Linked DNA regions of Mus musculus: region 1 is linked to region 2. The links are chromatin loops, found by intact Hi-C in ENCODE. Cell type or tissue: heart. All regions are shown on one strand. Links, peaks and the distances in the headings refer to the core of each region. The heading gives the core; the rest is flanking DNA.

Region 1 (16,553 bases), core at 4,327-12,326, 380 kb after region 2:
GCCTGTGGCAGAGATCAGTCCAAAGTTCCAGTCTGAGGGCCTGACGCCACCTGAAAGCACTCTCACGGACACACTCGATGGCCATGTTTTGCCATCTATCTGGATATATCCCTTAGCCTAGTCAAGTTGACAGCTAACATTACCATTTCATAGCTCTTATCCAGACCCACTTGGATTGTTGTCATAATTCCCTGACTGATAGATAAGCCCTTCCTCTCTCCAGTGCCACTAAAGACCGTGTTCTGAAGGATAAGACAGAGGAGACATGTCACATGGTACTACTGACTCCTGGCATGTCCTTCAACTCAGAGTCATCCCTTACTGAGCAGCACTGATCAGTGTGAGGCTGTAGGAGGGACACCTGACAAGCTGTCACTAGGAGGAATCCCCAGGAGGACTCTGATTGAAACTGGGGAAAACATATCATATTCGGAGGAATAACTTGATGCAGAGGGTGGAGGATAGGATTTGTAACAAAGTGGTGGTTGTCTACCAAGCCTATAGGATTGTATTGTGCATTTACTCGGAGTAATGTAGGCTACGGTCAACGGCAATTCCAGGAAGTTCTATCGCCATCAATCTGCCCCCCACCCCCTTGTTCTCCTTGCTTCAGCTTCCTCCTGGCCTGTCGTCATTTCAGACATTGCTTTCTCTTGAGAGTCTTCCTTGACTCCGAGTGTCCAATCGCCTGCCTCTCGTCTAGACTCTCCTGACACCTCGCACACCCTTGCTCTAAAACCTAGGCACACTCTTCTGCCACTCTCCTTCCGTGCCCTGACGCCAGTCGACAGCTCCTTCAGAGGGAGGGATGCCGTTGTCCCAGTGCCTTGAGTGCAGAGCCCCAGAGCAGGCAAGTGACAAGTACTTAGTCATCACTTCCAAACAAATAATTAAATACGTGAACAAATAGAAATTAACACTTAGCAGTTAACCATCTCGAGATCGAGAGAGATCACAAAGGGTTAAGTGCTGTGTTAATGGCATGTGTACCTCCCGCAACTCCAGTGAATAAGCCATTAAACGTTTTCTTATATGGTAAGTCACAGTGAGACAGCATGTGACTTTGGTCATTAAATAAATTAATAAACTGTTGATCTGAAATAATGTCCAGGATAAAACTGTGAAACAAAGTAAGGCAGGAACACATGGTTATTTAATTCCCTAGAATTAAAGATACATACTGGGCAAGAATCCCGTCGCAATGCCCAAATCTAAGAAACACCAAGCTGCTAGTCCCCAGTTCCTGTTAAATGCTGGTTGTTACAAGAGCAGATTCTAGAAGCATCTCATATGGGCCCTAAAACAGTGCAGCCCTTTTTCCTACCCCCCAACTCCAGAGCAGAAACAAATCTGCTATTGTGCTTTCTGTTACTCGCAAGCAAATTTAATCTTAGTTCCTACAACTTCCTGAAGGAAATGAGTTGTGAAAACGAAGCGGCAGTCATCCAGACGCAGAGAAGTAGGCAGGGGGTCACAGAGGAGTAAATGAATTGGGCACAAGGACAGAAATCGAAAGACAAGGACAGGCCCTAGAATAGTGGACACGGGCTGTCCAACAAAGGTGAAGGGAAGAGACAGGCTACCAGGCTAGGAGACAGGCAGGAAATTAACCTGAGATAGCGGGGGACCAAGGCCGCACAAAGGAGCCTTTGTTGTCCCGAAGAGGAAGGGAAAGTATACATTGTTTCTAAACAGGAAAACTAAGCATTTGAGTTAGCGCTGAGAAAGCTCTCTTCAATAGAGACCCGCCTGAAGGGAAGCAAACTGGAGCCAGGTAAGTGGCTGCCACAGTAGTTTACAACAGTGGTTCCCTGCCTTCCCAACACTGTGTCCCTATAATATGGTTCCTCATGTTGGGGTAACAACTCCCCCCCAGCCATAAAGCTATCTTTGTTGCTACTTCATAACTGTCATTTGTGACAGTTATGAATCATGATGTAACTATCTGTGTTTTCCCATGGTTCTAAGTGACCTGTGAAAGGGTTATCCAACGACACCCAAGGGGCTGAGACCCACTGATTTGGACATCCATAACCCTACATCTGCACCATCCAAAACATCACAACGAAGTCTATCCCTCAGACACTGGATCACCAACCGGGCAGCACACACCAGCTGACGTGAGGCCCCGACACACACACAGCAGAGGACTGCGGGGTCTGGGTTCAGTCAGAGAAGATGCACCTAACCCTCAAGAGACTGGAGGCCCCAGGAAGTTCAGAGGTCTGGTAGGATAGGAGTGGGGGAGACATTCTCGTGGAGACACGGGGTTGGGGAAGAGGTATGGGATGTGGAACCCTCGGAGGGTGTACTGGGAGAGAAATAAAATCTGTAATGTAAAATAAAATAAAATAAAATAAAATAAATAAACAAAAAGAAGCCTAGTCCTACAAATTGAAAGAGACAAGGAAAGTCAACAGATGTGTTGTGAAGATACCTACAGCTAGCTCCAGCCATCATATGAAATGATAACATTTTTTTTCAAAACAACAATATTCCGTATTGGTTTGGCCTAGTTTGGTGCAATCCACCAAACCTGCTCCTGGCCTATGAAGCCAAGCCCCCCAATAACCGACCCCTAGACATTTGCCTTTTTCTGCCCTGTGTTCTGGCCCTTGTTGTGGCTGTCTATCAGCTACCAAGACTCCTGACTGGCTCTCAGCTCTCGAGTGCACCACAACGCCTGGCACACCTCCTGGGACAACTGTGTCTCTTCATTTGCCTTCTGAGATTCCCCGCCTTTGGGTCACTCCCCTTTGCATGATGACTATCGTCTCCTTTGCTGACTCCTTGTCACCTGAGCAACCTATTAAATGCTTCCGAGTCCCCAGCTCAGTGTTTCACCTTCCTCTTTCCATCTACATAAGGTTTTCTCAAGATCGACGCTACTGATATTTTGACCTGTCTGTCCTGTACTCAGCTGTCCTGTGCACTGTAGGACACACCGTGGTACCTCTAGCCTCTAACCACCAGAGGTCAGTAGCTATTGTGCCCCACTGAAACTACCAGAATAGTTAGGGACCAATGTCAGCATCCACAGGAAAGTCTCCTTTGGCTGTTTTAGATTTTTGTGCTCTCTTCCAGTCACTGGGTTCTAGATAGTGTCTATTGGCTGGTGGTTCCGCAATTCCCGCATCCAGAGCAGACTTCTCTCCAGAACTAAATAGAATCTTCAGTTTCCCATTCAAAAGTTCGTCCAATATTTAATACACACCCGAACCCACCTCTCAGCAGCCGTGACTCCACCCTTCTAGCTGCTCAGACTAGACTTTCCCTGTCATCTCTGACTGGTCTCTTATTTTCACATTCTGCATCCTGCCAAGAAATCCCACTAACATTCCAGATCGCAGGGAGGATATAGCTGTTTCTCTCCAGCTCCACTGCTTCAGCCTTGGCTCAAGACACCACAAGCTCACTCTTTGGCTACTGCATCAGCCTCCTACCAGGCCTCTCTGCTTCTGTCTGATATCCCTTCATGTCGGTTCTTCATGAAGCAGCCAGAGCATGCCTTTCGAAGCATGTCAGATAATTCCACTTCTTGCTGACAGTTCTTCGTTGTTCATTTTAGCTAGGTTTTGTTTACCTGTTTGTTTGTTTGTTTGTTTGTTTGTTTGTTTTTATCCATGTGCAGAATGTTCAGTATAAAGAATGGTGGCTTGGGCTGATGGCTTTGGAGGCTCCAGCCATGGTCAGCCAGTTCTACTTCGATGAGCAGGTTCTAGGTAAAAAAAGATGTACAAGATGCAGTGGCTCACGGTGTCACTTTGGAAGAGCATGCTGGAGCAGAGCTATTTAGCTAATGTTGGCATGAAGAAGAGAAAGAATGAGAGGGAGAAGGGGAGGGAGAGGAGGGGGAGAGAGGGAAGAGGGTGGGAGGGAGAAAGAGATAGAGGATGGGGACAGAATATGCCCCCAAGACATGACTCCAAGGATCCACCTCCTGTGACCATGTCCCACCTTCAGAGCATGCCACTAAATAACAAACCTATCTATGAAGTCTAAGATCAAATCGCATACCCAAATCACTATGTTGAAATACTGTTGCATTTGAAAACCACACCTCCAGCCTGTGGGGAAACGCTTACCCAAACAATAGGTGTATCTTTGCATTGTCCTCGGAGAAAGTTCAGCCTCCGTGCAGGTCCCTGTGTGAGCTAACCTCTATTTATTTTCTGGCTTTATTAACTGCTCTTCTTAGTTACCATCCACAGAGACAAGAAAGCTGAAGGGAGCAGGCTGGGTAGGCAGACCCAGAGTTCATGTAGAAATGTTCTTTTCCAGTTGCAGATACTGTGTAGACAGCTAGTCTGTAATCTAGAACTCAGAAGGAATTATGGGCTGGAAGCAGCCATTTAAAGTCGTTGTCATAAAACAGTATTTAAAACATGAGCCTAGAACAAGTCTCCAATGGGAGCAGATATTGATCAGCAGACCATGGGTTGAGCTCTAGGACACCCCAATATTAAATGGGTGGGAAGAAAAGGAGGAGCCACAGCAGGCGGCTGAAAGCGGAAGTCAATAAGCTAAGAAAGTGCCCTGCCAGCTACGTGAAAACTTCTCCGGGAAACAGAGAATCGAGTATTTGCATACCCAAATGAAGTATATACATATACAGATATGTCTTCCTCGGTTGTGCTTGCCCGCCTGTCTTTACCACATGGTCTTGCAGTAACAATTCTTTTCTCCCTAGAATACCAACTCTCTTGTTTGTGGAAATAGGGTTCTAGTTTCGTTAGATAAACCTAGGGCCCAGGTAGGGTGTGACTAGACCATATGGTGTGGAAATATTAAATGACACATATGACTAATATCTGATATCTGCAAGTTGGAACATTATTGGTTACTAATCTTGTCAACTACCAGAATGGGTGGCTGCCTTACCGTCAGCATCGTCAGAGCAGAGATGCGGCATCACATGATGGCTAAGACTCCATCCAGTGTTTTCCTTGTGTTTGTTCCTTTAATTTACTCTTCCATTACCTTCTCTTATGCCTGCCCACTCCCTGTGGAGTCCTTCTGCTTCGCCAAGTCTTTCTCTTGGTATTAATTATCTATTCAGTTTCCAGGGGTTTCCCAACACTTAGAACCAGGTGGCTTGGCTAACACAGCTAGTTCTTCCAGTGATACCAACACGTGTTGATCCAGCCAGTGTAATACTGAGGGTTACTATAGCCAATGGCAAACAAACCAGAAGTGCCACTTGGGTCACCTTGGTAAGAAAAGGTGTGACTTCTTATAAACATTTACTCCCCCCACCAAAGCAAAACAGAAAAAACTGAGGCTACCTGGCCTTATGATCACCCTTTTAAGCTGAAACCTCCTGGAGATTGGAACTGAAAAGGCCCCACAGGCCATGTTCCCTGTAAACAGTTATTGAGCTCGATAAACTAAAGGTCGGACCAGGGGTGGTGGCTCCCGGTTACCATCCTACCGTTGAAGAGGTTGACCCAGAAGATTGCCATGATTTTGAGGCCAGTCAGGGATACAGAGACAGAGACAGACAGACAGACAGACAGAGAGACAGAGACACAGAGAGAGGGGATGTGAATGGATATGAGACTTGAGAGAAGAAGGAAGGGAGGGGACAGAGCAAGGGAGGGAGAGAAGGAGGAAGGGAGGAAGGCAGAGAAAAGGAGGCACCGCAGACTTCAAGGGCACGTGGTGTGTATACCTTGTGCTACCTGTGTCCGATGCCCTTCACCCACACTGTTGCTCTGCACATTCCCTGGACAGACGTCCATCTGTACCACATTTTACTAAAACCATGGAACTAAGTCACCACTTGAGATTTGTAAAACACCATCGATGAGTGGAATCTAGCTTCTCTTACATTTCTTGATATAGAATTGGAGCCTGTAAAAATTAGTCAGATCGATCTCAAGTACCTATGGAACAGACCCTGAGAAGACTTAGCATAGGACCTTGGACTTCAAACTGCTCAGTAAATGGGTATTGAATGACTCTGAGCTGGAAATCATGAGAGGAGATCCTGGGCCATAGAAGGCAGGCTAATTAGAGCATACGCAGATTACACTCTTTAGCGAAACTGCCCCATGCGTATCTCATCAGTAGGGAGGTGTGGAGAGGGTATCCACAAAGGCACTGGTCCACTGATGAGGTTGCCAAATTGTTGGTCTCTGTAAAGAAGAGGTTGAACCGATCTCCTTCCAGAGTTGTTCCAGCTCCGAGGTCTCTGGAACATCAAGACATACAGAGAGCATCTATTCCATTGCTAGCTCTGCACCCAGGAGGGTGACCTTTACTCCTGTCCCCAGTGTGACACCTTACCTTACATATTATTTTCAAAGGAGGGCTGCCGCACTTTGCCTTCTGTACAGCCTGGGACAGACACCTTGTGTAGCCTCTAGCAAGTTTTAAAAGAAAGTTATTTGAAACCATTCATCAAGACGCGGAAGTCTTTGGCAGCAAACTTTGTACCTGAGCGCCTCTTGCGAATACATATGTACATACTTGCGAGTACATATGTCTGCGAATGAACAAAATGGGCTCGAGGACATAGGAAAAACAAAAGAGCCATCCTTGTAACCTAAAGGGCAGCGGGAAGTGCCCCTACATACACACAGCCCTCGCAGTCCGGCAGATGGCAATGTTCACGTGAAGCAACAGCGGCATCTAGTGGTCAGATTGATGAATCGCAAGTCCTCCAGTGCCAGTAATAGAGAAAGGGAGACCCCAAAGCTTGCTCTCTCTCCTCTCAAGTAGATGTAACCTGACAGATGATTGGGAAAACGAGTGCAGAAGACAATCATTAACTTGACCCATCTGGAATTTACTGAACACTTCATCCCAGAATGTAGGTTAACTCTACTCTTAATCCCCTGATAGTCGATGCACAGCCAGAGTCTTTTCCAGAATGCACATACCCTAGGCGGCTGCTAGTGTGTACTGCATATGAAAACTACTACCTAACATCTGTGGTGGCCAGTTGTTTGCTTACTACACTGATGAAACTTTAAAACTCTCATGAAGAAGACACATTCACCTCTCATCCTAGAGTGCAGGGGATGCTGGGATTGACAGGAGGGCTTGCAGAGGTTTGCCAGCCAGCCTAACTAGGTTTAGTGAGAGACTCTGTCTCAAAGGAATAAGGGGTAAAGTGATAGGATAGCTGATGTCCTCCCTTGTGGAACAAGTGGCCTGCCACCAGACAGAAGAACTGGTAAGGCTGAGCAGACTCAGAATCTCAGAATTAAGAAGGGCAGGAGTGGAGCCAGCTTCCTGCCACGATCTACTTGTTCGTGTAACTATGTTACTTGTGTGTAACCATGGCACACACGCATGAACACACAAACACCCAGCAGACCATGCAATCAGCCACATAGCATAAAAACCTGGAGTTCTCCATGCTAATGAGGTATCAAGATAGGCCAATGAGCTTCCCTCCCTGGGCATCCCTTCCTGCAAAATGTATTTAATCCCTGGTTCACCCAGAGTAAGGTGTATGCATTTACATTTGCAATCAAATAAAAGTTTGGACAAGCAAGAATAGTCTCTTCCTTACGAATAGCCACGAAGGGGGGGGGGGGGGGGGGTAGGGCGGGGGCGGGGCTTCGTGGTAAAAAGCCACGCCCAAATCTCCAGGAAGAAGGCCTTCTCTCTCCCAGCCCCTCTGTACTCTTGGGATTCATTCTGAACCTAACAGGCAGCCTTTCCTCTTCCTGCTTGGCCACAGACACCCTGAGGGGAAGCGAAGACCAGGGATCCCCGTGCCTACTCCCTGCGGTACCCCAGCAGCAACTGGGTACACAGGAGACTGGGACCCACAAGCAAACATCCCAGGTGCCACTGTTTCCCACCCGAGAAGAAACCGACTGAGATCCCTGGTAGTTACGGATGGCATCCTGCCTCCCCTGAGCAACGTGCCTGTTCTCTGAGCACCACAACGCGAGGCGAACACGCAGCCTGACACTCCCTCCGTCTCCATGGTCCATTGTACCTGTTGGTATTTCCCCATCTGTAACTACCCTGGTAGTTGGACATAGATATACAGAACTCTGTGTATGACTGTCCCCTTTTCCTGAAAATTTCTCTCAAACACCTTCACAAGAGCCTCCATAGCTAGCTGTCTGGGACATGAGCTAGGGGCTCTTCACCTCATGTGACTTCTCTCACAGGGGCATTTATACACATGGGGCGGGAAGAGGCATCAGTGAGATTCTCCATCTTCAGTGAGAAACAGGTAGTGGCCAAATCGGTGGCTTTCAAACTCTGACCTCCAGGACCCCAATCTTCTAGATTATCATCGGCAAGAAAGAGAAGGCACGGGAACGGGTGTAGCCTCTTTCCCCCACCTAGCCAGAGTAGCTCTGTACTGCCTGGGTAGTGCAGTTTGAACACAGAGTTCGGTTGTAGATCTGGAAGTCCAGAAACACAGGGACTTAGCATGGTGTAAAGACAGCACTCAGATCAGTAGAATGGACCACTTGACAAATGCTGTGGACAGCCTGGGTAAGCACTTGGGAAAAATATGTTAAGAGGACACTTTAATGCACATCTTATGTAAAAGTGAATTCCAGAAAGAGACAAGCATAAAAAGCAAACCGTAAGAGAAGCAAAAGGAAAACAGGATGTTTTACTAAGTATGAAGAAGTAGAGAAGGAGGCTCTCCACATTTCACAGGACCTGGAAATACAAAGGGGAAAACGATAGATGATCCAGATACATGGTAATAAATTAGTAGCAAATTTTGTCCTTGGTCGTAGCTGCCTCCATGACTGCACTGAGAGAGGCCTAGAAAGAGGATAGCATTGTCTCGCTGGTTAAGACTACATTTCATCAGAACGAAGGGAATATTAAGTCATCACTGACTCCAAGAATTCCTTAAAGTTGTTGATGTTAACTGTGGCGACTCCGTTTGCTTTCCTGAGGAAAGATGACTAACTCGGGACCCCATGTCGAAAAGATTTCATCTGTGACATGATGTCAAGCTGTTCACAGGTGGCATCAAAAGCAAAATCCGTGCCAGAATGTAATGAGAACTGGCTTACAGATTTCTCATTTTTACTGGATGTTATGGTTTGTATATGCTCAGCCCAGGGAGTGGCACTATTAGGAGGTGTGGCCTTGTTGGAGTAGGTGTGTCACTGTGGGCGTGGGCTTAAGACCCTTCCTCATCCTAGTTGCCTGAAAGCCAGTCTTCTCCTAGCCGCCTTCAGATGAAGATGTAGAACTCTCAGCTCCTCCTGCACCATGCCTGCCTGGATGCTGCCATGTTCCTGCCTTGATGAGAATGGACTGAACCTCTGAACCTGTAAGCCAGCCCCAATTAAATGTTGTCCTTCTCAGAGTTGCCTTGGTCATGGCATCTCTTCACGGCAGTAAAACCCTAACTAGGACACTGGATTTAACTACTCACTTCAACGAGTTGAACATCCATCTCTAAGGCAAAGGCAGCTAATCAATGTATCCCCTAAGTCACGCCAGTGTTCCAACGGAAACTAAAGCTATGGCATACTTGAACTGAGGCGATCTTACGCATGCTGACACATCAGCTAAGCATCTTTCCTGTGGACCCTGAAACCTGCATCGCCTTGCTTTTCTATGTGGTAAAGGAATTTGAAAACAGACTTCAGGATATCCTGGGGGAAAAAAAATAACATTTTGGTATACTTGGGACTCGATTTTCAGTTGACGTAAATGACTTATCAGTCAGTTTTCAAAGGGAGTAGAGAGCCTGCCATCTGGTATTGACTTAAACCTTTGATCGTGCCCTTCCTAGACTTCCCCAGGTCCGGCTTCCCAGGGGCAACTATCCCTTGATTCACAAACATTTCTTACTCGGGTCGTCACTTGAAAGAAGCACCTGTGGGAAGCCACATGTGTCGTTGCTGAGTGGCACTGACTACTGCTGGCCACCACGCATAAGATTGGACAAACAACCAATGTGTACATATGCAGTAAAGTTTTTTGCAAAGACACTGCCTGGCCCGGGCATGATAATGAGGTTCTATAAGGTACTGAGAGTATAACCAATCAGATGTGAGACATGCAAATGAGGTATGATAATGAGGTTCTGTAAGGTACTGAGAGAGAGTAACCAATCAGATGTGAGACATGCAAATGAGGTATGATAATGAGGCTCTGTGAGGTACAGAGAGAAAGAGAGAGTAGCCAATCAGATGAGGAACATGCAAATGAGGCATAGTGCATAACCAATCCGGGTGTGAGACACACCTCTCCTAGGCCTATAAAAGCAGCACCAGTTCTGGGCTCGGGGTCTCTTCGCCTCTACAATCAAGCTCTCCCAATAAACATGTGCAGAAGGATCCTGTTGCAGCGTTGTTCTTCCTGGCCAGTCGAGTGCGCGCAAGAAGCACCTATATTTGCTTGGTTGGATTTTATTTGCTTTATTAATGGTAGTAGTAGTGTTTTCTTAGGATGTGGGGATGGCCACATGGGTACCTTTAAGCACGCCTTCACTTTCAGTTAACTGCCTAGACTGTAGGCAACTCAACGTTTCTCAGACCTCAACACCCTTTGGTCCAAGAGCTCGTTCACACCAGTGACTCCGCCACTGTGTTTACAGCTTTGGGAAAAGGCTTACAAGTTCTTCTGTCCCCTTGTCTCAGGAGGCCTTTCTCACGTGCTCCCAGTGAGTGCTCCAGTGGCTCTGCTGAACCCCACAGGGCTTGAGAGGCTCCCAACCCAGCTCTCTTGCTACACTGTAGACACCATCAGGGATGCGTGGAGCTTTTGGAGGAAACTCGCTTTGAGGCCACCTAGGAATTTCACTCAAATTCCATTCTGCTCCCAAATATACTGCTGGGGCTTCTAAATTTTGTTGAGTTTGGGAGTTTTAAAAACAAAGCAAAAAACTAACAAACAAATAAACAACTGTTCTCATTTTTAATCATTCTACTTTTCTTAGCCATAAAAGCAACAGATGTGGCAAACAAGATATGGGTGGGGGCAGGGCATGGGTCATACTTGGCATTGTGTCCCATGACAGGAGAAGATTCAAGGCCTACAGAGGTTCAAAGGGCCTAAAGGCACCATGCTCCCCCTAAAGCTGCCCCAATACCCCCAACCTCACTCCCCTCACTTCCCCATATTTTCTGCTATAAGGATGGAGAAGACAGGGAAATAAGAGAGATCTCAGAAGATGTATGTGTTACCTCTGCAATGGGGAAGTGCTTTTCCATACCAGTGATACAACCAAGCTGGCTATCATCAAGAAGCAGAAGGTGGTTAACTGATGTCACAAAAGTTATTAGGATGAAGTGCTGTGAGTCAAGTCTGGTGCTAAGCCAACGTGACTTGGAATGAGCCTGTGTTGTCTTTCAACTCCACGATTCTCCAACAAGCTGTCCCCTCGTGGTAACCGGCCAGCGGCCAGCATCGCCTTGCAGGCTTTTTCCCTTCCAAATGTAAGTCCAATAGATCAAAGTGAGTCTGCTCCCCTGAAAGCTTGAAAGGAAAGCCTAGGAATTGATTGATTTTCTTTGCTCAAGTGGGAGCCAAAGATCAGTCACCACACCCAGGGTGGAGGAAGATGTTGAGGGGCTCTCAGCTTAGGCCTTGGACTCTGGGGCCATCAATCTCACCAGAAGTATAGACAGAGGGAGGCGGGGGCTAGCTCACCAGGCAAAGCCAGTCCTTTGTTATGGAAGGAAGGCAATAAATTCTGATCAACAAGGATAGCCTAGGACCACAACAGGCACCATGAACCTGAGATTGTGGTTTTACGGATACGGACATTGACGTTCCCAAATGTTAAATAGCTTGCCCTTGGTCTTAGGAGGAGGAAGTGGCAGAGATTAGTGACCCCACTGATGTGGTGTGCCAAGACTACAAGAATGAGTAGGTGTTCCTCAGACCAACTGGAACAAGGAAGAGGTCTAAGCTCTCTGAACATGGAGGAATAAAATATTGAGGAGCTGGGACGTTGGGGAATCTTCAAGTTATATTTGACTGTCATAGTTTGCATAGTGTCTTTCCCAGACGCCTGTGTGGTAAAATCTTGGTCTCCACCCTGCTACTATTTGAGATGAGGTAGAAAAATTTCAAAGAGGCCTAGTGAGAAGTCTCCAGATCATTGGGATGTATCCTCGAAGAGGCTGTAGACTTCTCTCTTGTCGCAGGTCATCTCCACTCCGGCGGAGACAGGAACGACACGGGTTCACGCAGTAGCTTCTTTACTTGCTCTCCTTCTTGCAGCTTTTCTTACAACAACTCCCTTTACAACAGCTTCTCTTACTACTACTAGCTTCTACCTAGGGCAAAGGCTAAACAACCCTCCTATACTCCCACCGAATGACCTCATCTAGCTCCACCCCACCTCATCCAATCAGAATTCACACACGCTCCAGGCACGAGCTCAAGTCGGTCACCAATAGGCTGACAGGTCCAGATCACAAGGAACGGTCCAGCCTGGCAGGCAGCCCACACATGCAGCCTCATGGCACATGCTCAGGCAAGGCAGTAAACATCTTGGCCCATGCGGCTACATCCAATTCCCGCACTCTCTTTTCCTTTTTTTTGGTTGCTTTTGATATCTGGCTATAATGTGGTTGACTTTCTCCCACTACCACCACCATCTTGCTACATACCCAACACAGCAACGGCCAATCAACCATCTACAGAAGGTTTTGGGAGCGTGAGCCTAGAAATCTCCTTTTGGTTGTTTCAGGTATTTGTCACAATAACACAAAACTAATTAATTATACCTTCTTGTCAGGCAGCTAGCAAGGAAAACTATCAGGCCTCGGCCAGACAGCATACTCTGTGATTTATCAGCCAGGTGGCAATGGTCGAGAGTATAACCACCTTGCTTTGTTTCCTAGAATAGTGATCCCTGAGGGACATATAATGCCTGACACACAGAAGCCCAACAAATGCTCACTACCGCTGTTCTGGAGATGCTAAATCAAGAATGCAGATGATCGGGGAGAGACCACGAGGAAACAATAGAGAATCATTCAGGATCTTCCTAACGAGTTTGCCCTTTATTTCTCCAGAAAGTCAGAGGAATAGAAAGATGGGCCTGTTAACATTTTCCTTTTCCAAGATCACCCGGGCAGCAATATGATAGAACATGGGTGATGAGCAACGCTCCCCCCCCCCCACACTACACACACACACACACGCACACCTGTTCACCTACAAACTAGGAAGAGTGTGCTTCTTCACTAAACACCAAACCTACCAATATCTTTACCTTGGACCTCCAGTCCCTAGAACTCCACAACTATCTATTGATGAAGCCACCCAGTTTGTGATCTCTTGTTATGACAGTGGGGCCAAGATACTCAGTGTCCTGTGTGGGAGCTGATGCCAGACCCCATTCATTCCCCAGCTTGGGGGAGCACAAGCACTGTTATCAGTGAGCCATCATCCACAAACAGGTCCCACATCCCATCCATAGCTTTAAAGCAGAGGCTCCTGGCCACAGATGTTGCTGACTTTAATGAACGATCTCATGTGGGGAACAGAAGCTTCCGTTGCTATGATCCACCCCTCCACCCCCATCTCAATCATTTCTATAGTCTCTAAATCTTATTTATGGAAGCTTGGCGACCTGAGTTCAACCCCCGGAAGCTGTGAGAAGCAAACACACGCATGCGCGCTTCCTGAAAAAAAGATCCACGGCTCTAAAGGTTCTAAAACATGCTACTTTTCTAACTTGGGAAAATGACGTATTCGAAATGCTGCTTCAGAGGACTGCTGTAAGTGGCAACGGAAGTAGGTTGGGAATTACATAAGAATCTATGCGGAGAGGCGCAAGCTGCTGGACACGTGACCCTAGCTCTCGGTCCAGGTGGAGTTTTTCAAAGACCAAGAAGTAAATTTATATTATTGCTTCCTTTAGTAAACAAAGTAAAAGAGCAGGTCTAAAGGTCAACTTATATGTACACCATATACGTATGATCTCTCCCTCCCTGCGTTCCTCCCTCTGGCCGCTTCTATTCAGGAGCCTGCTCTTCTGTCCCCTTCTGGGCAAATGAAAAGGTGCCCTGCACCCAGTGGTAAGAGCAGGAATGAACAGGGCCCTGAGGAGCCTCAATGAGTCTCCCTCGCTCCTGTGATCAAGCGGGATACAGGAGAGAGCGTTGAGAAATGACTAGGAGGAAGGAACGCTAAGCTTCCTGCACATTCAGACAGGAAATGACTCCGCCACCACAACAGTGAGAATCTTTATGCATATATCTCTGTGATCAGTACAGTTCTTCAGAACTAGACAAAAGAGAGAGAGAGAGAGAACATTGTTCCAAACAGTTACAGCCATAGATCGACATTACAAACTAGGTTTAGATCTAGATCTTTTTGGAGAGGACTGAGGTGCAGTTGACTTCCAGAAAAAGTGCTGAAAGGGTACAGGCAGACTCGGAAATAAACTGCAGTTATTAAGTTCTTCCGGTGTTTGCATACAGTGTCCGACACGTGGGGAAGATGGACAGTCACAACTGCCCCTTTGTACATGCTGTGGGGAGGGGCGGGGGAGGGGAGGCTATTACAGAGTTCTTGTTCTCTAAGTGGCAAGGCTCAGAAGTCCGTCAGTTCACATTGTGATTACCTGGTACAGTGCATGCATGTTATCAGTACAGAGAGCTTTAACAGGAATCTGTTGGGTTTCCTAAATTGACATGGTCATTTTTACCACACACACACAAAAATATTCTTCCAGCTATTCGTTCAACCAATACTCGGCCCATACCCTGTGCTGTCTCATCCGGCTCTTTCTTAAGATATTGGGGGACGAGATACTAAGAGAACAGTTGATAGACAACCCCACCCAATTATCCATCTCTCCCTCCAAACACTAAGACCCTCAAGAGCCAGGGATCTTGGTGGAGAGAGAACCATTTTCTCTTCAAGTCAGTCATGGGGTGTGTGTGTGTGTGTGTGTGTGTGTGTGTGTGTGTGTGATGCTTAATTGGAATGATCAAGAGAAAAGATGATAATTAGGTGGTCGTTGTGAATGAAGTTTAGTAGATAAAAGAAATTCTCTTCTTGTGCTTAACTTTGGGAAACAGTGGGTCTCATCATCTGGGGGTGGCATACAAAGTAAGCCCACGCAACCCCCCACCCACAGCCTTCCCTACAGACAGAGGAAGTGGCCTGCTAACTTCAGATAGAACTCCAGGCCCAAACTGTAACAACTTACCAGCTATTCCATCTTGCATCCTTTGGGGTAAAACTACCATGTGGGGGATTAAATGTGTCATTCCTGTAGTGGTTTTTCATTCAAAAGAGCCCACACAACTCCACTCTATCTGATTAAAAAAATGAGTACTTCTCATTGTAAAAGCCTTCTGAAACCAGATTTGGTTTCAGAAATAGCAAAGCAACTCACTCAAACCAACATTGACGGCTTCAACAGAGTTCCTGGGAGGAGCCAAAGGCTCTGGGAAACGAAGGTAAAGATATCACTGTATTCTGCTAATGATGGTGGAGACGGAGTGGAGAGCCCTTCATTTATCCAAAGGATAGACGCGTGAAGCATGTTGAAAAGGAACTAAATTTTCATGGTGAGGCAGTTTCACAACTCATTCTGTGAACACCATTCCGGGACTCTATACCAGCTAGAGAACGAGCCTTTGAATTAGGAGGCTGTGTATTAAATGGCTTCCTAGTCTTGGCTCATACAAGCTCTGTAGTCAGTCAGTGCGCACGGACAAAGAGCAATAGACCAGCTTGTCGTAGAAGAAACACTGGATTATTTACCGTGAGTTACTGAAGTGCCACTTAACCTGTGTGGCTCAGAGTTCCCAACTGCATAGTAGAGACAAGAGATGCTCTCCCTCTGATCTGCTGGGACCAGGGTAGGAGTGGAAAGACAGAAAGAACATGGGGGAAAGAGGGCCTTCTCCAGAGAAAGGCAGTGTTCAAGTAACAAAGTAACAAAAGTACTGCAACCCGAAACCACAAAATTCAAGTAACAGTCACTGTGCGGTGTTCTGGTTTGGAGCTGTGCATCTGCAGTGGAGAGAGAGCTGGTAGCGATCAGAACCATGTTCAGAGGATGCTGGAGTTCCACACAGAGCCCATCGAGTCCTTGCGAGAAAAAAATGAGCCTCCAGAAAGGTGGCAATCAGCAAACCGTTCAGAGCAGTTGCTTAATGCATAGTCCACCTGTGTCTCTGCATATAGTCTTCAATTTGGCTATTGACTTCAATTTCGTCTTATTTGAAGATTTTCTTTTTCACAGGTAGAAATAGAAAGTTAAAGAAAGGCTATCTTGACATTTTTGCTATGCTTTAGCATATCAATAAAAAATAATCTGAAGACAGGTATTAAAGTATACACATGTGCACGCGCACACACACACACTCTCACCCAAGCACACACAGGCACTCTTACTCATACACACACAAACTCCCTCCCCTCCCCAACAGAGCAGAAAGAGGAACATCAGGAAGTTTTTTTGCAACTAAGAAACTTACTTTCTACGGTTTTAGTTCTAGCAAGCTGGTGTTCGTTCATGCTTGAGTATTAGTGACCTCCTGAGGACAGAAAGGTCAGGGAATGTGTTGTTTCAGGGATCCAAAAAGGCCCTGAGAAGGCCAGAAGAGGGCTTAACAGTCTACAGGTTG
Region 2 (16,553 bases), core at 5,679-13,678:
ATTATAAAGCTACTAAATCTTGTTTCAAAAATACTCAACTCATTAATCAACTCATTAATAAATATTTAAAATATAATTTTTCTAGTTTCCTAAAATATTCCATTCATGCAAAAACTGATCCATGCTTAACATTCAACATGTTTAACTAATAACATCTCGAGATTCTATAAAAATCCAAAACATGGCAAAACAAAATGTGTAGTTTTCTTTAATTCTTGGGTGGTCCGCTGCAGAAAATTTAGCTGCATATAAAGCTATAAATTACTGCTAAATCAGCTATTTGGTACAAGATAAGTTAATTTACAAAAACTTGTTTTAGTTTGTAGAGAGTCTACATATGAAAGACATTTCCAAGAAACGTCGGAGTAAAGGGGGTTGGAGTCCTATTGAAAACGAAAAAGGTTTCACTCTACGCATATCGTCGGAACACGGTATAGGCAGGGAAAGTGTGGTTCGTAAATCCATATGTTCTTAACTGGATATTCCTTACATACTTTCAGATTTTTACAATGCACCTATGTGTTCAATGCTAACACTGCAGTACAAGCTGTGAAAGAAATGTAAAGCCAGCGCCACCTACTGGAAGGCAGGTGTAGCAACCAGTCAGCTGCTTTCTAATTCTGTTGCAAACTATGCAGAAACTTGTCTCTGTTTTTAAAGTTATCCCTCTTTAAACAAACAAACACACCACTCCTGGCCTGTTAGTGTATATGGCATGTACGAGGCCCCGCATCAAGCCTGAAGAACTGCATGCTCACATGCACACACACACACACACACACGCTCATGCACACACACACATATCACACGTACACATCATACATATCTGTGTTTCTATGTATTCTTCAAAATGTTAGTATAATTAAAAATCTAGGTGAGATGAACTTGTGGAAATGGTGAGCAGAAAAATCAGAACTGTACTAGTGACAGCAACAGAGAACCAAGGGCTACCAAACCCTGGTCCTTTTCACAGTGGTTTCCTGTCTGCCTGAGAACAGGCTCTGAGCTCCTCTCGCAGAGCCCAGGGGTTTTAGAACAAGAACAATAGAAAACGAGAAACTACAAACACATTGTGTCCACAAAACTGTTTGTTTGATTGGTTGATTTGTTTGTTTCCTAGAAGACCATAGGAGGTGGTCCGGATTTTAACAGGCCTATTTTAACAGCACTAACAGAGACTGTGCTGTTCCAGTGGGTAGGCGGGGTGATTTTAAAGTAGATGTAACACCAGTTGCTGCTAATGAACTATTGTCAGTTTTAATTGAAAATGGTGCTTTTTGCTTTACAGAGATGCTGTTGTGTGCATCTGTACTCAATAAAGTACAAACATACTAATTTGCTCCACAGCTGTGACCAGATGAGCCAGAGTTCTTAATTCTCGTAGTAAGTATAAGAACTATGTATGCACCTTCAAACAACTAATAAACCAATGAACTCATACTATTTTAGAGAAAAAGGCAAATAAATTCTAGATGGTACATATGTGTGTGTGCATTTATATGTGTGTATATATATATTTATATATGTGTGTGTATGTATACATATGTGTATATGTGTATATATAGGTGTGTATGTGTATTTGTGTGTGTATATATGTGTGTGTATGTGTATATATATGTATGTATATATGTGAATATGTATATAGTGTGTGTATATATGTGTGTATATGTGTATATGTATACATGTGTGTATGTATATATGTGTGCATATATATTCGTTTAAGAAATACCAACCACCAGACGCTGTGTCACGTTCTAGAGTCGCAAGCCCCTGGTTCACTAGTTCTCCTCTCACAGAGCATGGTCTTTGTATTTCAAACCCCATTTTCGGAATGAGCCCTTGGGAGTTTTCATTTATTCACTAGAACGCTATCTTCCCAAACGACCTAGCAGTCGTGGGCTGGTTTGTTAAACAGGTCGATGAGGTGACTTCAGAGTCTCAACTGCTTCCTGTGTGCATGGTGTGAAGTGTGGCTTATCACTAGAACTAGAACTAGACCTATCTAGACAGCGCCTCTAGTTGGCCAAGAACTACCATGCTATCTGATCTAAGCCACCGCAATACCAAATTTTCCCTAGGATTAAAACTGTGCATCAAATTTTGCTGCACGATCCCTCTTCGGATAGTCCTTTCATCTTGCTTTAGTGACGAGGATTCTGGTGCTCAAGTACTACCTAGCAGACTTTCCTGTAGGTCTGGAGTAATAATTAATACTGACATTTGCGATGTAATTCACCTCCAGCCAGAAATGAAAACTGTAGCTAAGAAGAAAAACAAAGCACGGAATTCCATGATGGAACAGATTATCTAACTTTCCTTCTTCATTTTAAAGAAGAGGAGAAGGAAATCTGGGCAGGCTCACAGACATGTCCAGGGTCACACACAAGCCAAGGACAGAACTGTGGTCAAAGTTTCTGCTCCGGGCCCGGGGTGCTTTATAATACTTACAGGAGCTGTTGTGGGAAATTACCAAGAAATCCTGAGTGAGAAAAATGACCTTTAATGACAAACATGAGTGAACCATAACTCAGATGCACCTAATAAGCTCTTAGTTAAAATTATGCATTATTAAAAAAATAAGGAGAAAGGCAAGCCAGAGCTGGAAAATGATAAATCACTTCTGAGATACAGGCTTCCAGCAGGCCAGCCCATTACGATCAATCTTAGGAGCCTGTTTCAATTATTATTTCCTTTTAGCTCTGGAGTTATTTTGTATTGAATTATTATTCAAAATCAATGTTGAATAATTATTCAAAATTAATTTGCTATTCGATATTGAATTATTATTCAGTACTCAAATTTAATGGGGATAAGGAACCAAAATCTTTTTTGATTTACAGACATTTCTGTCGTAATGGGTTTGGGCCAAGGAACAGGGATTTAAAGCAAGAAATAAAAATTTCATGTTAATTTCCTATGCCTCCCATTTTGCCCTCTTTCCCTCTGTGTACCAAGTCGTAAAGGTTAGGGTTCTCGTCATCACAACGACATTTTTTAAATTTGAAAGTTCAAATAGTTTGTATCACTGTCGCTAAATCTAATAACTTTCTCAGCGTGCCTGCCTCTCAAAGAGTAAAACCCCATTAGAGGCGTAGATAACAAGCTCGCTCACTGCACTTCAAATAAGAATGACCCTTGAAAGTGAGAGAAACCCTAACCAACTCATTTGCCAGTCCAAGGGAAGAAAAAAAAAAAAAGGTTTCTCTGGGTTTTTGTCAATATGGGGTGGTGAGAATGGAAGACACACATATTTACAGAACGTGACGTCTGGTGCTGGACAACATCCAGCATCCACAGGGAATAAAGACATCAAACACAGGCTGGGGAAGGCAAGATGGCTCAGTAGGTAAGGGCACGTGCAGCCAAAGATGGCAACCTGGATTCAATCTCCAGGAACTATGTGGTCGAGAGAACAACACACCCATAAGTTGTCACCTGACTGCCAGAGATGCACAGAAGTAACACACACACACAACATCAGTGTTCAAAAGAGACAACAGACGGAGAGAGGCGATATATCTCAAGCAACATGCATTTGTGGTACTGTTAAAGTAAAAGAAGTTAAATGAAAATTTATTTATGGGGGTTGGAGAGATACCCAAGATATAAGATACAATTTGCTAAACACATGAAACTCAAGAAGAATGAAGACTGAAGTGTGGACACTATGCCCCTCCTTAGAATTGGGAACAAAACACCCATGGAAGGAGTTACAAAGACAAAGTTTGGAGCTGAGATGAAAGGATGGACCATGTAGAGACTGCCATATCCAGGGATCCACCCCATAATCAGCATCCAAACGCTGACACCATTGCATATACTAGCAAGATTTTATCAAAAGGACCCAGATGTAGCTGTCTCTTGTGAGACTATGCCAGGGCCTAGCAAACACAGAAGTGGATGCTCACAGTCAGCTAATGGATGGATCACAGGGCTCCCAATGGAGGAGCTAGAGAAAGTACCCAAGGAGCTAAAGGGATCTGCAACCCTATAGGTGGAACAACATTATGAACTAACCAGTACCCCGGAGCTCTTGACTCTAGCTGCATATGTATCAAAAGATGGCCTAGTCGGCCATCACTGAAAAGAGAGGCCCATTGGACACGCAAACTTTATATGCCCCAGTACAGGGGAACGCCAGGGCCAAAAAGGGGGAGTGGGTGGGTAGGGGAGTGGGGGTGGGTGGGTATGGGGGACTTTTGATATAGCATTGGAAATGTAAAGGAGCTAAATACCTAATAAAAAATGGAAAGAAAAAAAAATTAGATACCTTGAACTTTTCATGCATGTTTAGTTTAAAATATATTTTGATCTTTCAGAGAGCACTAAAAGATTATATAGAATAATACATTTGAATAAACTTTATAAAAATAAAAGTGCATCAAAAATTTAAAAAAAAATTTATTTATGGGGGCTGGAGAGATGGCTCAGTGGTTAAGAGCACTGCCTGCACTTCCAGAGGTCCTGAGTTCAAATCCCAGCAACCACATGGTGGCTCACAACCATCTGTAATGACATATGATGCCGCCCTCTACTGGTGTGTCTGAAGACAGCTACAGTGTACTTACATATAAGTAATAAATAAGTCTTGAAAGAAAGAAAGAAAGAAAGAAAGAAAGAAGGAAAGAAAGAAAGAAAGAGAGAGAAAATTTATACACATTTAAGTGTTTTTAAAAGCCTATTTTCATGGAAAAATATAAATCCAAATGGATATAAATATATATCCATTTTTAAAAATATAAATATATTTTATAAATATATATCATTTTTGTAATGAGCCTAGTGAAAATACCTATGGTGCTTACACTGGGCAGTGTCCTAACCTTTTTGATACGCTAATTTATTTAATTCTCACAGCAGCCATTTTGGACAGGACCTATTATTTTCTTTCTTTTGAAAATATGGGAACTAAGACGTCCAGACAGTAAGAGTCAAAGCCAGATTCCAATTTCCATCAGTCTGGATCCAGAATTGCTTGCTGAGCACTGAGCACCCTACTGGAATGGCTTGCTCCTTACCGGGTTCTGTTGAATTTATGTCTGAATTGTTTCGTCATCAAAAGTTCCAGTCATTTGTATTTCAACTCAGCAGTGTCCTTGTGGAACACTTTATGAGCCTGTTACATTTTAAGGAATACACTGCTCTTCTATAAACTCTGTGTCTCCGCTGTGGGTAGCAAACTCGCCCTACAAAACTGTATGCTTTTCCCCGTAGCGGTATTTACAACGGGGGTTAGGGAGAAAATAGACACGGAGCCTTGGCTGTACGTTTGTGGTCCAGTTGTTGTTGCACGTGTCTATAGCGATGAAAAACTGCCGTATGGTAGAAAGGTTTCCCTCATGTGCAGACACAATGCAATGGGTGAGCCTTGCCAGGTCTGCAGCCCGCCTCTCTGTCTCTGTCTACCCTCACCTTTTCCCATCTGCTCTCATCACCGGCTTCAAGACTCCCGACTCTTGATGTTACCGCGCGCCCTCAAATCCATCCACGCACGCGCAGGCCAGGGAGCAGCGTACCAAAAAGGGGTTGGGGGCGGGGCTCTGTGCAGTAGGCTGCATTTACTCCTGAGTTGTCATAGATCAACAACGTGAAATCTACTTTTTACAAGTGCCTTCTCTGACACTTGAAATCAAGTTGCTATCTCAAGCCCTATCATAGCTGTGTAGGAAAACCCAGAGCCCCCCCCCCCCCTCCGCCACCCCTTGTACTGGAAATCCCCCTCTCCCCACTCCGGGCCATGCAATTAACCGCTGCGCATGCTTTGCGATCAGCCATCTTCCTTGTGGAGGCCTCCTAAGCTTCAGAGAGCCACCTCCCTTCCAAAACTTCTGTCACTACAGAAGGCAGCTAGGATCACTCCGCTCTTGCTCCCCACTCTACCCAAGGCACAGACGTGTCCAGTCTAGCCACACCAACATATGGTCAGAGGGCCTCCTCCGGTTTTATTTCTCTCTTCTACTTGTTGAAAAACCCAATCAACTGAGCCTTGTTTATCACCATATCCCCACTGCTCACGGCATGCATTCGACTCTTTGTAAGTGTTTAATAACATAATAAAATTCTCTACCGGATATATTGATAAAGATGTATACAGTAATGGGACTATAAATAGTATTAACAATCATATTCACTGAAGTAAAACATTTGACCATTGCGAATTTCATAATAAAATTGAGATACTAACTTAAATGTTATAGACACACAGTGAAAGTTTGAACTTTTATGCTTCTTTGGTTTAAGTGCTTAAAAATCACATCTTTAAAAAGTATACTGGTTCTATCTTATCTTATTTTTATCTTTTAAGACTTATTTATTTATTTTATGTATGTGAGTTCACTGTAGGTGTCTTCAGACACACCAGAAGAAGGCATCAGATCCCATCACAAATGGTTGTGAGCCACCGTGTGGTTACTGGGAACTGCACTCAGGACCTCTGGAAGAGCAGCCAGTGCTCTTAACCACTGAGCCATCTCTCCAGCCTGTGGTTCTAATTTTGGACCCAGTTTGAAACATGCTATATCCGTTCTGTTTATTTGGTTCTTGTTAATAGAAACTCTTGGCTACAGTATACGTGACACAATTACCTTAAAGTTTCCCATTTTCACTTTTTCCCTAAAGGATCGGCCACATGTACAGCGAGAAGCTTGGCATTCCCTTAACAAGCTGAAAGTTCTACCTCCTGTGCACTGACTTGTAGATGTGTACCCATGCACTGGAGAACAAGACGACACGGGGAAACACTGGTGACAAGTGAGTGCTGGGCGAGGGACCTCCAATATTGAAAGGACCATGGAAATGGGTGTCACTCAGAGGACGGTGAGGGTTTGTAACCAATCTCCATCTTTAAATTAGGGTCCAAATAAAAGAGATCAAGTTTAGTAAAGCATGCTGGTGTACCATTTCCTGCAGCAGAAATACCCACTCTGCCCGGTGCCCTACCACAGAACAACAATTGGCAACCTGAGGGGAGCCCGCAGGCTCTCGGGGCCACGGGCTGGCTCTTCGTCACCAAGTGCAGCAGGTTGAAGGCAGACATAGCTGTGGTATCTCCAGCAGAGGCAAAGGCAGCGGCAGAAGCTGAGTAGGAAAGAGGAAACAAAAACAACGAATTAAAACCTCAGGAACGGTAGGCACACTCATGGAACAACTGATGGCTTGGGTTGACCTAGGGCTAAGCGCACGCACAGTGCTAATAAACCATAGTGCGGCGGTTTCGGATGGACAGCTGACTCTCCCTGCCACTGTGAATTCCTGCACTCGCTGAGGAGGCTGGCTTTATCCCCAGTACATATGTGAGTGCAATCGAGGCTCGAAGATCCAAGGACACAGAGCAAACGTGGTGTGGGAAACGCTCATTTAACAGCAGAGCCAAAATGTGTCCTTACGTAGAGACTTGCCCTTTAAGACAAGGGAAAAAAAAAAAAAACAAAAAAACAAAAGATGAAGGACGACTATGAGACTTTGCTCCACAATCCGTTAACTTTGAAGAAGGCATAGGGAAGGTGCCCTTTCGTTTAATTCTATGATTTTTAACCTCTAAATAAAATTCTGGGAGTAGAACTCATGACCCAACATTGAAAGGGGTAGAAAATATTTTACTGAAGTCTTGAGAAATGAATCACGTAGAAGAATCCCCAACCTATACGATATTAAGACAAAAGTCCAGCTTGTGGGGTTTTCATAAGCATGCCACACAGGGCTGTGATTGGTGCGTAAACATCTCACGCAGGGCCATGATTGGTGCGTAAAGATCTCACGCAGGGCCGTGATTGGTGTGGACTAAGTTCAAATGAGATTGAAGAATACTGGGTGATTATCAATCTCTCGTGTTTTATTTAAAAACGCCGTGTTAAGTAACTTCAACTGCCTAATGTCCAAAGATGGAATGAAACTAATGTCTTGATCATTTCCTCGCCGCCACCCCCTCCATTCCCTACCCTGAAATAAAAGTCTTTTCCTGGACTCTCCTGACCCCCTTGAAGAGCAAACATGTGATAAACAGTAATCTATTTGACCAAGTCGCTCTGGAGTATATCTGACCGAAATCTGCTTGTATTAACATGCCTGAACTCTGACTTTCCCAAACTAAACTCACTACAGAAGCAAAACATTTTTGTGTTACTAACTGGAGGGGTTGGGGTGGGGGTGGGGGCTAAGAATCACAATGCGCAGCCTGAGAACCGTTAGACATAAATAAAGATGTCATTTTCACGAGTGACTGCGGAGCAGGCAAAGACTGCATGCCTTTGTAGCAGACTACTGGCTAATAAAAGATCAAAGGTCTATACCTCACAACGCCGTAAATAAAAATGTAAGTTTTTTTTTCCCCCTCCATGAGACCCTTCCCCATGAGGGATAAAGTATGTGCGGTAAATGTAATTACTTAGCAAAGCTGCGGCCTCTCAGTGCTCCCGCAGCTGACCATAAAATGCCTTCCTATTCCGTTTCATCAACCGCTGTACCAGGCGGCCTGGGCGCCTACGGATCACTGTGGCCATCTGGCTTGTGTCAAAGCCAGCACACAGGAAGCAAGGCAGTGACGTCACTCCGCAGGTCAGGCAAAGAACAAAGATGCCGGCTACAATTAAAAGCCTAGGACTGCAAATACCAGGGGCTCAAAGTGGCTGTGATTTAATAGTCCTTACTCGATCTTTTTTTTTTTTTTTCCCCTACCCAAATAGCCAGAGCGCCATCTAGTGGCAAATTGGTCTTGCCCAGTTTGGGGGCGTTTAAACTGCTTTGTTTCCTTTTTGGTGCTTAAAGTCGACCCTGGAAGTGCTATACTAACACCAAGCAGTGCAGCAATGGATAGAGTTACTGACACAGACACCTTGGCTTTTCGGATGTGGAAGAACGAAGGAACACAACCTGTCATGGTGTGAGCCACTCACAAATCTCCCGTGTTATAGGCTGGGCACTGATACAGCCTTAATTACGTGAATGCTCACAAGTATGTTAGAGAAGGTGGGCAAGTTTACAGAATGCTTGTGAAGTGCCCAGCACCCTGGGAATATGTGTCTGAGCCATGGACTGAAAGGCAGTTCTGCCCACCTGTGTCTGCATGCCCTGCTTAGCTCCGTCCAACAGAAGCACCCACGAGATGCGCCTTTAATGTGTCCGGTCCGGGAACAGGAGCATGGTAAACAATATTTTGGGACTGAGGTTTTGAGGGAAGAGAGGGAGGAGTGTGTATTTTTACACTTGCAATAGAAAACGGACCCTGACGACAGATGTAAAATACACAACCCATTCCCAGAAAGATGCCTGTCACCGTGGATGTGTGCTAGCTTTGTTGCCGGACTGCCTGGCTGGAACTCTGTCTGTCTCTGTAACTGCTTGTATGACCTTGGACAAGTTACTTACCTTTGCTTCTCCGACTCTAAAATAGCAGTTCAAAAGAGCAATTAGCTAAAGGGACCTCTCCTAGTATGTGGTATATGTTTTTTTAAAAAAAAGTTAGCTGTCAGATATTTGCTTAGTATTACATGAGCCGGAAAACATTTACGAAAACTAAATCTCCCATCAGTACATTCTGATCCTGGTTTCACCTCTGCTCAACTCTTCCCAGGTCCTCCCAGACCCCTCCTCCCCATCCATCTAACTCCATGCCTTCTTCCTGTGTTTCTCACCACATCCTATCCTGTCCCATGGCCCTGCTGGATGCACTGCTCACGGTTTCCCCAGAACAAGCCTCCGTTGCGAGTCCATGCTCTCTGATACTGTTTCCCACCATCTGCTGGTCACAGCATAGCTTTCCCAGCGCTGACCCTACAGAACGCCTGACGAGCCCCCGGCTCTCCTATGGCAGTTTTCAGGATACTGGTGTGGTTTGCACTCTTGCCTCTTCTAAATTAACGCTGCAGGGCAGGGAGGGGACCTTTTTGTATCTCACTACCCAGCACATGACAACCAAGCACTCAGTCACTTCCTGAGTAGAAGACTCAATGTAAATGATTAACCTATAAAACTGGTTGTTCTGGGCATCTCATTTCCAGTGTTGTCTCCCCCAGCTGCTTTGCTAATGGTGCTAAAAGGAATTGAAATCTGTGACAGTGTATGATTGCCAGCCAGGGCTGTAACAGGTGGGATGCTGAAAAGCACCCTCACTAAAAATTCAAAGATAATTCAAACACCTTATGATTTTCAAAGATTTCTACTTTCCTATCTAATACCCCGACTGCCTCAGAATTCTAACGTCCAGATCATGACTGAACTCAGTTTGCGAGTGGTTTTGGTTTGGGTCTTCTCCGACTCCCCCGTTTTCCTCTCTGCCCTGCAGTTGAACAATGTACTAGCAAGAGAGAGCATTACCAGGGAATCCAGAGAATTCACCAAGCTGATAATTAGTTCCAGATAGAGCTGACTGTACCCGTGGACTTGAAGTGTCAGCCCTGAAGGTCGGATCCCTCGCCAACAAATGCAAAGAACTGTGTACGTGAGGGGTTTTCACAAGCTGGTGAAATGCTCTCCCCCCAACGCCAAAAGCCGATTGCAAATTAGAATGTTGTCGAGGGCAATTTTTAAAAACATAACACTCAGATCTCACCACGGTCTTCTTTCTCTCCTGAAAAAAAAGGTGTGCTGACAGCAAGAACCAAGAAAGCAATCTTACAGGGTTTCTCTGTGTAGCCCTGGCTGTCCTGGAACTCACTCTGTAAACCAGGCTGGCCTCCAACTCAGAAATCCACCTGCCTCTGCCTTCCAAGTGCTGGGGGTTAAAGGTGTGTGCCACCACTGCCCAGCTCAGGAAAGCAATCTTAAAATAAAGACCACCCTTGACAGAAAATGCTCCACTGACCCGTGCAGTCTCTCAAACCCCCACTTTCCCCATTTCCCTTAGTAGAAATGTTACCATAGCATCTCTGAACCTCTAACTAAAATGCCTGCTATAAAGTCCAACTGGAAACATTGTGTTCATGGGCATGGGGCCTGACATACTTTATGTTCAACTGTCATTGGCTGAATGGATGGGCAGCTCCTTTAGCTGCTGCCTCTGTGAAGTCAGCGGCTGGATAGGTAGTGATGGCACCACCTCTGCTAACTCTGATGCGCGGAAGCCTGGGTTTTAAGAGTGCCCCAGTCTTCCGAACCATTTTCAAACTAAAATTAGGAAAGTTGAGAACTGCTGCTTTAAAATGTCTTTTTTTCTACCACAGTGCAAAATGTACCTATGCACTGTTCTAACGGGGCCATTGATGTCGCAGTTTATATGTGTTCTGTGTTATATGTGTATTTCAGCTACACTTTGTCTTCACATGGGTTTTAGCGATCTGAACTCAGATGCCCTGTTTCTTTTCTTGGTATATAAAAAGCATCGACAAGACAGAAAAACCCACATAAAGCAGTTTAATTTTTAATGTAAAAAAAAAAATACTTTCAGGGGGAGGACGACTGGAGACTGAACCTAGGGCCCTGCCCCTTCTAGACAATCCCTCTGTCACCACACTTCATCCCAGGCATTTCTGTCGCTTTTTATGTGAAATGGGGTCTTGCCGGCCTTTAGCACAGTCTATATCCCAGGCAGGCCTCCACCTCGTGCCCCTCGGCCTCGCCAGGCCCAGTTTAGATCTGGTTTTTCAATTGTTTCTTTCTGCTGTTCTGGTTTTCCTTTTCGAGTCCTTGAGATCACACTAAGACCCTCACTGACCACGCTACGCTTCAATGAGGTGTTTTACGCTGAGGTTTGCAAGCCTCCTCCGTAAACATAGAGCTTGTGATATCAGTCATTAGAGAGGCACATGGCACCCCTACATTAACACTACAGATCCCACGGAACAGAGGCGCAGCGCCCCCTGGCGGCATCTCCTATGGCTGATGGTCACTTTCTCCCTTTGCAGAAACCGTGTCTGTATCTCAAACACTATTCCTTTTATCCCAGCCTGGTCCTTCGACTCCCTCTGGGTTTCTGTTTGCTTACTCTCTCATACTTAATCTTTACCTTCCAGATGCTTGCAATCTGACAGAGAGCTATAAAGCTCTAGAGCTGACCTTCCTCAAAGCCCCCAGTGCCTCGTTTTCTAAAGGTTTCTAGATAACAGTGCTATCTGCTTGTGTGTGTGCTGTGTGCTTTTATTCGCAGGAACTTCCCTATCGTTTTATAACTTCATAAGCTAATCTACTTCATGTTATTTAAATATTTGCACGCGTGCATTTCATATTACCATGAATAGTAACCGGATTCAAGTGTCCGAACTCTGTGAGTCTGAACGTGTGATTCCGAGGTAGCTACTCCTACTGCTTGCTATTCTCTGGTTATTTCTGGCTCTCCACTTCCCACGCTAGGAATGCGGTTCCTCCTGCTGCCCCCTGGTGGTGGAGAGGCCACACGACACGTTCCAAGCAATACATAAGCTGCAGAGTTGGTCAAAGTGGCGCTTTCCCGAGCCTCTTAGCTGTTGGTGTGAAACCATACAACGTTTGCTTTTCTTCTGTAATAATCCCAGCTCTACGGTTAGTCCAGAGCAGCTCTGTTAACCATGACCCCGGAGGAAGGGAACAAGGAATAGAACTCCCATCTGGCCCACAGAGAGTATGCAATGCAAACAAGAAGGGAGCCTTCAGCATGTGCAGCCCTTGGTATCTGCAATAGTTTGTTCCAGCAAGAATTACCGTTCGGATAAGAACTTGTTTGACGTGCCAGGGCAGCAAGTGATGGAGCCAGAAGAAAGTCTATTTTAATCTCCTCTACTATATTAAAAATTCCTTTGGTCTGGAGAGAGCCCCGAAGTGAAGAGGGAACATTTTTCTTCTAGGGGAGCCAAATTAGTTCCCAGTAGTCACGTCACAACTACTTGTAACAGCCGCTCCTCCGTGGCGATCACGTACCCCTGGCCCCAGGAGCACCTGAATTCATGCGTATCTACCCCTACTCCCGCCCCCAATACAATTTAAAATAATATATGTTTAATCCTCACGGACAGGAATTCTGGTGCTAAAGATTACTGTACCTATTTCAGAAAACGCATTCCAGAAACATGAGAAGTCCACCGCCAAGGTCATGGAACGTCACAGAAAGCCTACGGTCGCTCTCCCATTAATCACCTCGTTACTGACTGTCCCAAAGCTCCTCTTATGGTGGCAGGAGAGGACTTGCCTCCTAGATAAAGACACTGAAGACCAGACAATTGCTGTTTCACCACAGAGAGGTAACTCTGCCCCAGTCCTTCAGAAAGCAAAGCGGCCAGTCACTCCATGGCAAAGTTGGTAAAAGTTGAATGAATGGATGGATGGATGGATGGATGGATGGATGAATGAATGAATGAATGAATGAAATCCTTTATCCCAAAATGGCTCCACAAGCACTAACCACATCCGCTGCAGCATCTTACTGATTCCACAAGAGGGGAGCCTGCACACAAGGGCACACAGACACGATGCTCGCATTGTAGCCAATCAATAAATACAAGGAAAAAACAACATATTTGCCAGTAACTTTAGTTACTCCAACCCTAAGGTTAAGCAATCATAGAAACCGTTCCATTTTTTTTTCAACCTAAAAATAAGCAGCCAGCAACAACAATAACAACACACACAACACCAGACACAGACACACACTTATACACATGCCACACATACACACTCACACACTATACACACACACTCATGCAAATACACACATACCACACAACACACACATACACAGACATATGTGCACTCACACACCATATACACATTCATGCACACTCACACACACATACACACTGCATATACACACTCAAATGCACACACCTGTGTACCCACACACATATACACATGTCATAACAATATAAGCTATATATATGTTATTTTTTAATTTTATATATATACACATATATTATGTTATTTAAAAAAAAATAACCCATGGACAGATACTTGGCTGTTTCTGAACACACTGCAAACACCAGCAGCATTCTTCACACATGAGAACAAAAAGGATTTAGCAAAGAAAGCCAGAAGGGCAATCAGAAGCAAGTCTGAAGGCATCAGGCTCTTCATCTTGTGAAGCACAACTTGACCATAAAATGGCTCCCTAAAGTCCATCTTCCCTGTATAACAGAACCCCCTGGGATGTTAGCTCAGCATACAGTCACAGGTCTCAGTCTCCCAGTAACTAGATTGGAATATGCCACTGAACCGTGGGAAAGAAAACGTAAGTCTGTAGACGGTGTGACCTGTCAGAGGGACTTTAAAGGCGAAGTCGCTTGCTTTCAATTTCATGTCCCCCACTCCTGGGACATGGTTCACAGTTCATAAGCATGTGTAAGCCCCAAACAGAAGTGGCTTGATGAAGAAGGCCAGGCTATAAAGCCACGAACCAAAGACGGTTGCCAAGTTTGACCTGGCACATGAGAGAAAAATAAGTTTCTGTAGTGTCTGAGTCCCTCTGCTGTGTCTCTCTCTACCACAGCACAGCTAGTCTCTGGGCTATCACAGGCTAAGCAGTAAATACACGGGTGCTGTAAAATGAACAATAGACAGATCACAGCATCAATAGACTAGTAAACACTGGTAGACAAACTACAAAAGCAATGGAAGAGGAACCCTTAGCTATCAAATATCTGGATATTACCCAAGTTTGAAAAGCCAATATACATTGCTATGACTATATCAAAATTATAGAAGTGTCAAAAAATAATGATTTGAAGCCACCTCAGTGGAGTGAGACAGAGAGGTGACACTGGAAGGTATTGCTTAGCGCCTTTGCAGATCTTTTTTATAAAAATAAAATTAACATAGGAAAAGCATACTGTGCTCCAAATGACCTTTTCATCCAAAGAAAAACACTTCCTAACGTTGTCTGAATTGGTTCTATAATTCTTGGCCTGGGACTGTAAGTTAAAGTATCTATGTCTATGGTATCATTTGTGTGGCAAGGTCTCACTAAGTAGCCCAGGCTAGCTTCAGATTTGTGAGGATTACTGAGGCAGGAGGATTATGTTGAGTGCAAGGCCAGCCCAGGCTACATGAGAACCTGGCCAGCCTGGTGTACAGGATAAGATCCTGCCTCAAAACAAAACTCAGCTCCTTCCTTCCTTCCTCCCTCCCTCCCTCCCCCCCCCCCTCTCTCTCTTCCTTTCTTTCTTTCTTTCTTCACTAATTTATTCTTATTTCTATATTTCTGATTGTGTTCCAAAATATTCCCAACTACACATCACCAAGATTGCAGGCGTGATTTCCTGGTTCTACTGAAACCACTGCTACCCAGGGGACACTAACTGACCACAGCTCTGTTTCCATTCTGCGGCCTAAATGTATCCTTCTCTTCTGACCTAGGAGGGGGAACCAACTCTAGCAGAAGTTCTGCTGCTCCGAGCAGAGCCATTCGCTTCCGATCTGATCCCCCTCACATCTGCCCGGCTGTCTGCTGCACGCGCCCTGGGTACTGACTCTGCTCACGTGCAAACACGACTTAACATGCTCCAAGACTCATCCCCATCACCAGAGAACGGTTCGACCAATCTATCCCACTTTTAAGACCTATCAGAGTCACTTCTCTTGCTGCTTGTAGAGCTCCAGCCTTCAACAGACTCTGACTCTCACATTCTTTATTATTTCTAGTGCCTCCCTCGGCGCCTGGCTCTTAGGAGACAGCCAACCTATACCATTTGAATGAATGAATGAATGAATGAATGAATGGATGGATAGATAGATAGATAGATAGATATTATGTTCTGATTATGACCCACTGCTCAGTTCCTCCCTAAAATATCCCATTTCCTAGAGATCTCTACAGATCTTTAGTTTCCTTACCATTAAAATATGGATTATAATAATAGTTATTTCATTAAAGTTTGCATTAAATGAAATGTGTTATAACACCATATAGCACAGCGCATGAATTTTACATTCCCTATCCTGAAGGAAAACAAAAGGAGGAAGAGGAGGAGAAGAGTATGGAAATGAGGGGGGGGGATGGAGAGGAGGGAGGAGGGAGAAAGAGTTATACAATTACAGAATTTAATTAACTTAGTTTAGAATATGGAAAGGTGAGACCATTAAACACATAACTTCACAAGAATGATTTTTTTTCTACTTCAGGAATTACACTTTAGTGACCTTATATATGTATGTATGTATTTATGTATGTACGTATGTGTGTATGTATATATATATATATATATATACATACACACATACATATATTTCTTTACTTTGACAAAAAGTAAAATTTCAAATTTTGCAACCAGTTGTTTCAGATGACTTAGAGTGACCCAGCTTTGTGTGTGCAAAAAAATCAAAGGGCTAAGCAGCTCTTATCAACCCCAGCAGAAGTTATAAATTACAGTTTCAAGGTTACTGCCCTGCAAACATAAAGTATTCAAGGGCTGAAAACTAATTTTGCACATGACCCTGAGAATTATTCATAACACTTGCGATCTTGGATTCCCAGCACTTACACCCTTGTGACTGATACAGTAATCTCTCACCGAAATGCCAGCAAATTCCATTGTCTCAGGCCCCTCTTTGGCACAAAATTTGGTGACTTTTTATATATTCCACAATATATTACCATATGCAGTCAGCTTATCCAATAAGAATGGTCCAACCTCCTTATTATGCCTTTTCATAATTTT

The links. Peaks named below come from ENCODE experiments on the same cell type or tissue, not always from the same donor. Only the 100,000 strongest peaks of a DNase experiment are listed, where the experiment ranks them.
Region 1: it touches region 2 in a loop (3-fold over the local background); 14 of 42 quality-filtered maps call a loop at or near these places.

What each region holds. Positions count from the first base shown.
Region 1 is chr10:121,250,013-121,266,565 of GRCm38, forward strand. Tbc1d30 (TBC1 domain family, member 30) reads right to left here. Exons shown (of 13, transcript NM_001361015.1): 13 at 13,807-16,553. Among named protein-coding and RNA genes, the nearest start is that of Gm35404, 15 kb to the left of the region's middle. In heart, for the core only: no CTCF peak of the experiment used is centred there; no DNase peak of the experiment used is centred there; H3K27me3 peaks cover 1,113 bases.
Region 2 is chr10:120,864,075-120,880,627 of GRCm38, forward strand. It overlaps Msrb3 (methionine sulfoxide reductase B3), which reads right to left. Exons shown (of 7, transcript NM_177092.4): 2 at 6,961-7,077. The coding sequence starts at 7,036. Among named protein-coding and RNA genes, the nearest start is that of Gm15910, 15 kb to the left of the region's middle. In heart, for the core only: CTCF peaks have their summits at 8,700 (motif pointing left), 11,791 (motif pointing left) and 12,329 (motif pointing left); DNase peaks (open chromatin) are centred at 8,507, 12,317 and 12,697; H3K4me3 peaks cover 1,933 bases; H3K27ac peaks cover 6,288 bases.